2 separate regions of the Homo sapiens genome follow, and region 1 is linked to region 2. A link is a contact called in ENCODE Hi-C or POLR2A ChIA-PET data. All regions are on one chromosome and are shown on one strand. The core of a region is the stretch at or near the end of the contact, and the rest is flanking DNA. Distances in the headings are between cores, read along the strand shown.

The links. A loop is a pair of places that touch in the nucleus more often than their neighbours do. ChIA-PET counts read pairs that join two places held with the same protein, here RNA polymerase II (POLR2A). Pooled maps may share reads with other maps.
Region 1: a loop to region 2 is called in a pooled map, with 2.8 times the contacts of the local background. The contact joins the enhancer-like site here to the promoter of CD200R1L in region 2. A Hi-C loop is called at or near these places in 3 of 168 maps with a recorded cell type or tissue (B cell and CD14-positive monocyte), 2 of 37 single-sample maps with no recorded cell type and 4 of 50 pooled maps. POLR2A ChIA-PET finds 5 or more read pairs at or near these places in 2 of 52 experiments (Panc1 and activated naive CD4-positive, alpha-beta T cell).

Annotation. Positions count from the first base shown.
Region 1 is chr3:112,811,422-112,815,431 of GRCh38, reverse strand. It overlaps CD200R1L-AS1 (CD200R1L antisense RNA 1), which reads right to left. Exons shown (of 3, transcript NR_149027.1): 2 at 705-769. Among named protein-coding and RNA genes, the nearest start is that of CD200R1L-AS1, 11 kb to the right of the region's middle. Within about 2 kb of position 1,596, at least 7 of the 41 ENCODE cell types and tissues checked have a DNase peak (open chromatin) inside an H3K27ac peak, as active enhancers do; they include B cell and CD14-positive monocyte, where a contact is called at or near this core.
Region 2 is chr3:112,844,502-112,848,203 of GRCh38, reverse strand. CD200R1L (CD200 receptor 1 like) reads left to right here and starts at 1,340. Exons shown (of 8, transcript NM_001199215.3): 1 at 1,340-1,579; 2 at 2,254-2,525. RefSeq lists a silencer at 3,246-3,405.

The DNA.
Region 1 (4,010 bases), core at 347-2,846, 33 kb after region 2:
CAGTTCAAGAAAAATTGTTGGTTATATAAATGCAAGGGATGCTCTGGGCTTGTTGTGGGAAGGGGCTTGAGAACTTGGAGATACATAAAAATGATCTAATAGCCAATCCCTAGATGTGTGAGAACATGTCTACATTATGGGATTCAGAAGGAAGATAAAGATACCGTTATGGGCTTTTAGAGAGAATGTGAGTAGGAGAAACAGGAGAACTGAAATCTATGAAATTTTATTTGTATTAAATTTGTATTAATTCTTTTTTCCACTGGATGAACTTTATTGTTTCTAGAAGAGATTTATGTGAATTCACGTAATTTCTTTATCCCATTCTCACTGCCATGATTAGATTGAAAGAGTAAAAAGCTACAGCTACTACCCCCATCCTCCCACTGCTATATAAAGATAAAAAAAACTCCACTTTTTTTTTCTGAACCCTCTCATGTGTTCATATAGAGCTGACCTTTGAACAACATGGGGGTTAAGGGTGCTAACTCCCCATGCAGTGGAAAACTTGCATATAACTTTTGACTCCCCCAAAACGTTAACTACTAATAGCCTACTGTTGACCAGAAGCCTTACTGATAACATAAACAGTGATTTATATATAGTTTGTACGTTATATGTATTGTTTACTGTATTCTTACAATAAAGAAAGCTAGAGAAAAGAAAATATTAAGAAAATCATTAGGAAGAGAAAATGTATGTACTATTTATTAAGCGGAAGTAAATCATCATAAAGGTCTTCATCCTTGTTGTCTTCACATTGAGTAGACTGAAGAGGAGGAGGAAGTAGAGAGGTTGGTTTTGCTGTCTCAGGGGACGCAGAAGTGGAAGAAATCCACATATAAGTAGATCTGTGCACTTTCAACTTGCTGTTCCAGGGTCAATGATATACATGCCCAACAAATTAACTGTGGTCCTAAATACAGGGAGACTGGGAGCAATTTTTAGCAGAACACAATTGAGAGCCACTAGATGGTGCTTCAACTTAAGTCTCTTAACATTTCGAAGCAAGCTAAGACCTACTAACCTTAAGCAATGTAATCCTGCATTAAAAAAAATTTTTTTCCATACTTCTCCATTTACAAATTCTTTAGGTCTTCTTGGGTGGTTTTGGAACAATTACAGAAGGAGAATAAAATGGTTTAACTTGAAATTAAGGGGAAAAAAATCTTTTTGGTTCCTAAACTTGAATTGTACTACCCTTTTCATTTAATGTTAGTAAAAAACATTTTGTTTACCAAACAAGATAAAGGGATATTAATAGATTCACTTCGGGGAATGGGGAAATGTGAGGATATTTTAGTGGTTAAACCAAGATTAGTACTTGTTTCTTAAACTAGAGAGTTGAGATCACCCAGTCATAAAATGCAAATAGCTGCTTGCTCATGTTAATAGCAGCAGATGGTTAGAGCTACAGATGAAATTAAGTGGCCTTCTTCACTTCCTAGATCCTCCTCCATATCTCCTCCCCCATCATCTTTTAGAGGCATGTGTGGTATTCTAAAGTTAAAAGGAAGCTACGGATAATTGAGGTCAACTTCCTCATTTTGAAAAAGAGGAAACTGAGACTCTCAGAGTTAAGTGAACATGGAGTGTTACTAAGAAGCCAGCTGGCCTACTTGGCTTGTTGCTGAGAGGAAGGCAGCCACCCTAAGGCCACAGTCAGACATGGCACAACTAGGGGAAGAGGGCTGACCATCTCTTTCTTGGTCCCCATCTTACTAATGAGGACTGAGAGCCCTTCACAAGCTTTCCCTCCTGTCTGATTGGCCAAGACTGTATGACAATTCTTTAGCCAATCCCTGGCAAAGGGACTGAGATTTTGCTTATGTTGATTAGTCCTTTCATGCAGATGGGACTAAGATCAACACCTTTCTTCAGACACACATCTTGTGGGAGAGGAGTGAGTGGGACTTGAACAAAATTGGGGCTTTGTTAAGAAGGAGAAATGAAGTATGTGTGTGAAGCCTTGATGAGGGGGATGATAGTAGTCAAACTTAATTTTAGAAGGCACATAAGAACATTGAAGGTGGACGCAGGCAGGGAAGAAAGGCATGCTGGGAAGAGAGGACAGCATGGATGAAGGCAAAGTAGTGTAACAGGGTGTGTCTCTTTCAGGGCAATGGGGAAATTGTCCATATCATCTCCTCACACAAACTCTACATTTCATGAGGTCATCTGAGGACAGAAGACTGCTATTAAGAATGCCAGGAGAGTTTTGCAGGACAAGCAAATCTTGATCAATTTACAATGTTTTCTGAACAGAATGTCCAAATATTCTGACTGATTCACCCAACATTGATTTTAAGATTAAATAAGGAGCCAAGAACATTGGTTTATACAAAGTAGAGAACCAAAGAGAGGCTGGGGAGAGGCAGTGAGTCTGACAGACGATGTCTCTAATCTCAGAAGGGTGGGACTTGGTTTCTGAGCTGGGTAAAGCTGGCAGAGTAGAGACAATTCTCCTTATTCTGGTTTTTCTTGATAAAACATGAAAATTATTCTTGCTCTTAACCCAGTTGAAGAGAGGGCTTGGGGAATAATCTTTATACATTTCTAAATGTCCTTGTGAAAAGTGTCATAGAAACCCAAAGTCTTATTATCCATCCTACCTGTTTCCAAATGCTCCTCATGCACACATTGGTGTGTTCCTCCCTAGAATGTCTCTTCTCCTTAAGACATGGGGGGCCAACACACAGATAAAACATTTTTAGTTGTGACTTCTTCAGTTTGAAGCTCCCACATGTTGAGGAGGGAGCTCTTCAGAGTATAATAGTCACCAGGGAGGAAAGAAATAAGCATCTCTGCACAGGGGAAGGAGGTCATGGGGCTAATCAAGAGAATTTGTAAATATGACAGGAGGGTGACAAAAAACATTCACAGGCTCACATTCAGAAAAAGTAAATTTAACAAGATAACACTAAAACAAGAGGAATCGTGAAGTTCAACCAAATGTTATGACTTTTAAGGGAAAACAATATGAATATCTTTCCAAATCACTGTCATGATTTGCCTGTTCCTAAGCATGCCATCCTCCTGGGAAACAGGTTGTATGTGATTATGAGACTAATCGTTTACTCTTGTTTCTTAACATAATAAAAATGCCTGACTACATCAAAACTTTTCAGTTTCTCCTTAATGTTATCTTTCTGAAAACAGACAGCAAGAGACCTGCTGAGGAGGGCAGTCTGTGGCTAAGATGAGAGTTTACTATACTTCTGAAGGACATTTTATCTACCATGCTGCTTCCTGGGTGCTGTGAGGCCACAGAACCTGGAGAGGAAGCAGGTCTCCTCTGTCGTGGGCACTGCGTGGTCAGGTCATGCTGTTGAGAAGATTAATCTCAGATGTTACTGCCGAGCCTTGGAATGGACATAAACACTTCCGCGGACCTGAGTGAAGCCGTGTGGGAGACAGGAGCCAGACCAGGTCTTTTGTGTGTGTGTCTCACTGCAGAGCTTACAGTTTATTTGCAATTCCTGCACTCCCAACTTTAAGGCTTTTTGCTGAGGACACCATCTGCGACATAACACCTTCAAAAAAACTCTCCCACAAACTTTCCCATATTCCATGTAATGGAAAATTGCAACACAATTTACAAGACATTGAAAACCAAGGAGTGGCCCAAGATGTCAGCTCCAAGAAGCTACAGTAAATGTCTTGGGACCAGAAAGAATGATTAAGCAACTGGCATTCCAGCAAGAAGCATCTGTCTTTTGTCACTCTCCCCAAAGCAACATATAAATGTGCAGAGGAAGGCTGCTATTTCAGTAGGGGCAAAGGAGGTCAGCTGTTTGTAACATTTTCCATCATTCTCTCACAACTAAAACCCAAATCCCATTACTTTCCAACTGCCTATCAGGAGAGGGTGTTTGCTGATGCAGCCCAAGGGTGCCTAATCGCTATCCCCAGTAACCCATGGCAGCCCTTGCATCCTGGAGGATGATTAAATGGCAGATCCTAGGGAGGAGTTGGATGTGAAACCTTAGCCCTATGCCAAACTGGGCTTA
Region 2 (3,702 bases), core at 91-2,590:
TTTCCTAAGGAGCTAAAAAATTGGACACAGGACATTTATCATTTTACTTCCTTTGATATAAGAAATTCTGTTTCGTTTCCTGAGTTCACCATTTGCTTAAACTCTTGTTCTTTGCCAAAGTGTACCCCTTTATACTTCCATGCCTAAAGGAAAATCTGGTAGAGTGTATTACTCTTTGAGCCATTCTAATAATTAATGAGATTATTGCTTTCCCCAGGAAGCAACTGCCTCATATGGGTTCACCACTTAACCCCCTGGAGAGAGGACCTCCCATTGCCCATTACCTCCTCTGACACTTTCCATTCCAGTTTGCCACCACAACATCCTGCCCTGCACCCATGACCCACAGCTGCTACCTCTTCCTCTAGGTTACAAACGTCATTAATCTTTACATATACCTTACTTAACTAACTTCATACTCTCCAAAAATATAATTGTTGGACCTGCCACCTTGAACCCTGGAATGTACCAAGAGATTACCGTCACGCACACAAAAATATAGCTCATGTTTTAACATACTTTAAGTCAATCAGGATATTGTTAGAGATCTTGGAAATCCCGGATCTGTTTTCTTGGCTAAGGCCATACAATGTGAAACTTGGTTATGAACCAGCCTACAAGGACTCTTTATACTCCTACTTGTTTTCCTCCTTTTTAAGGAGAAAATAATAAAATTTTTGTGTGTGTGTGCTATTTAGGGCAATGTATGCACTACTTACTAAAACTCTGCTCTACAACTTAGGCCACCCAAATAATTCAAGTAATCAAGCTTAACACTAATGTGGAGATCAAGAAGTCAATTTTAATATAGTTTTCATGTAAAAAAAAAATGCCTTCTAGTCCCAGTTTTGAGCCCCTAACAGTTAGCTCCCCTTCTTGAATATCTGATTTAAGTCCCCCCAGCCTCTTCCCTTATCTGGTTCTCACACTGTATGTCACTATATACCTGCCCTAATTGCCCAGGGCTAAGTACCAGACAACTACAAACAGCCCCATGGACAGCTATGTCCTAGAGCTTGTGAAGTTATTCAAATTAGCTAAGGCACAGGGTTCTCAGGAAACCTAATTCTACTCCAATTACCATATATAAGGTACTCTCTACAGCTCCAGTGTGTTGTTACCCTGTCCCTGTGTGCAACCACTGTGTGGCCCTACATGGAATTCTTCTCTTGTTTGGAGCTATAAGTAACAAAGAGGTTTGCCTTTCACCTATCCAAGAGTCTTCATGTTGTGTCCTGTCATCAAAAGAATCTTTAATCTTATAAAACAGAAGGGTAGAATCTTTGCTTCGGTCTTAGTTTCCAGTGGTTTCCTGGCAACCTTTGGTTTTCCTTGGCTTGTAGAAGAAACATCACTCAGATCTCTGCCTTTTATCTTCACATGGTGTTCCTGTGTATGCGCCCAGTTTTCCTCTTTTTATAAGGACACCATAAAAAGCTAAGAAGTGCAAAAGAAGAAAAAAAGAATAAACCAAAGACGCCAGTCATATTGGATTAGGGACCAATCTATTTCAGCATGGCCACATCTTAACTAATTATATCTCCAATGACCCTATTTCCAAATAAGGTCATCTTCTGAGGTACTGGGGATTAGAATTTCAACAAATAAATGTTGGGCGGGGGTTGCACTATTCAACCATGACTGAAAGTAGTTATTAAAGACACACATATGACTATCTTATAACCCAACAATTTAATTCCTAGGTGTATATCCAAGAAAATGAATGTACACATAGACCAAAAATTATGTACAAAACAAGAATGTTCTTAGAAGCTTTATGTTAGCCCCAAACTGGGATAATGTAAATCTACAGAGAAATTGATGAATAAATTGTGATATAGTTATTGAAAATTTACTATACAGCATTAAAAATTGAAATTTGCAAAGAATTTCATGCATGTGAAGTTCAAAAACTGTCAGAATGAATTAAAGCTATTAGAAGTCTGAGTAGTGTTTACTCAACTTCTCTGGAGGAGATGATATCAGCAGAGAAGGAACAAAGGACACTTTGGAACAAAGGACACTTTGAATAATAATTATCAACATCTTGGTTTTGGAAGTAATTAGATAAGCGCATATATAGGTAGAAATTCATCAAACCATACACTCAAGATTTGTTCATTTTACCATATGTAATTTATACTCTCAAAATGCTACTTTTTAAATGAGTTGTTATATAGTTTATCTTGCTACTTCAATGTTGTGGGAGAAGCAATGAGTAGTAAGCATTGGCTTTTTTGCTTTATTACACAGCAAAACTCACTGACATTTCCCATCAGTGGTTAATCAGTCAAAAACATATAGAATGACAGCAAAAATTAAAGATAAGCAAGATAATGAAGAAATATGTTTTGCAATCCTGTTGAAGACAGAATAAGCAAAAGTGACCAAGAGAAACAGATTCACCAAGTCTGTTGATTGATTTAAAGTGGATTTATGTTTAAGTAGAAAACCACTCCAAAAGCATACTTTAGGGAAGATGTCAGCTCCAAGATTACTGATTTCCATCATTATCATGGTGTCTGGTAAGTCTGATACTGTGACATTTTCAGCTGAAAATAAAGCTTTCTTTCAATGATTATGAGGATACTCTTGATCTACTTACTTATAAGGTGTTTCTTGACTTGTCCTAGCAGCAGTGATAAATGTGTACATTATCCAGCAAAACTCCTTCTGAGTTGCCTTATCCCAGTGGTGTACTGACTAGGTGACTGGCTGAATTCAGAGTAATTGGGGGCTGGGATTGAAGTGAAACTAAAATTTTGTGACCTAAAAGTGGTCCTGGGCTGCTTTTGTTGGTAGATTTTTAAAATTACTGATTCAATTTGAGAACTTGTTATTAGTTTGCTTAGGGTTTCAATTTCTCCTGATTCAATCTTGGGAGGTTGTGTATTTTCAGGAATTCATCAATCTCTTCTAGATTTTTCTAGTGTGTGTGCATAGAGGTGTTTATAATAGTCTCCGAGGACATTTTGTATTTCTGTGAGATCAATTGTAATGTCACCTGTGTAATATCTGATTGTAGTTATTTGAACCTCCTCTTTTTTTTTCTTTGTTAATCCAGCTAGTACTCTATTGACCTTGTTTGTCTTTTCAAGGAGTCACCTTTTGGTTTTGTTGATGCTTTGTATAGATTTTTGGATCTCAATTTCATTCAGTTCTGCTCTGATTTTAGTGATTTATTTTCTTCTGCTGGCTTTGGGGTTAGTTTATTCTTGTTTTTCTAGTTCTTCTTCAACTTCCTCTTCTTTTTATTTATTTATTTACTTATTTATTTTTGAGACGGATTTTAGCTCTTATTGCCCAGGCTGGAGTGCAGTGGTGCCATCTTGGCTCACTGCAACCTCTGCCTCCTGGGTTCAAGAGAGTCTCTTGCCTCAGCCTCCTGAGTAGCTGGGATTACAGGCACCCGCCACCACACCTGGCTAATTTTTGTATTATTAGTAGAGTCAGGGTTTTACCATACTGGCCAGGCTGGTCTTGAACTCCTGACCTTGTGATCCACCCCCCTCAGCTCCCAAAGTGCTGGGATTACAGGCGTGAGCCACCACGCGCGGCCTTTTCTAGTTCTTCTAAGTGTAATGTTAGATTGTTAATTTGAGATCTTTCTAACTTCTTGATGTAGGTGTTTAGCACTATAAACTTTTCTCTTAATACTGTTTTTGCTGGATCTCAGGGATTTTTATATGTCATGCCTCTGTT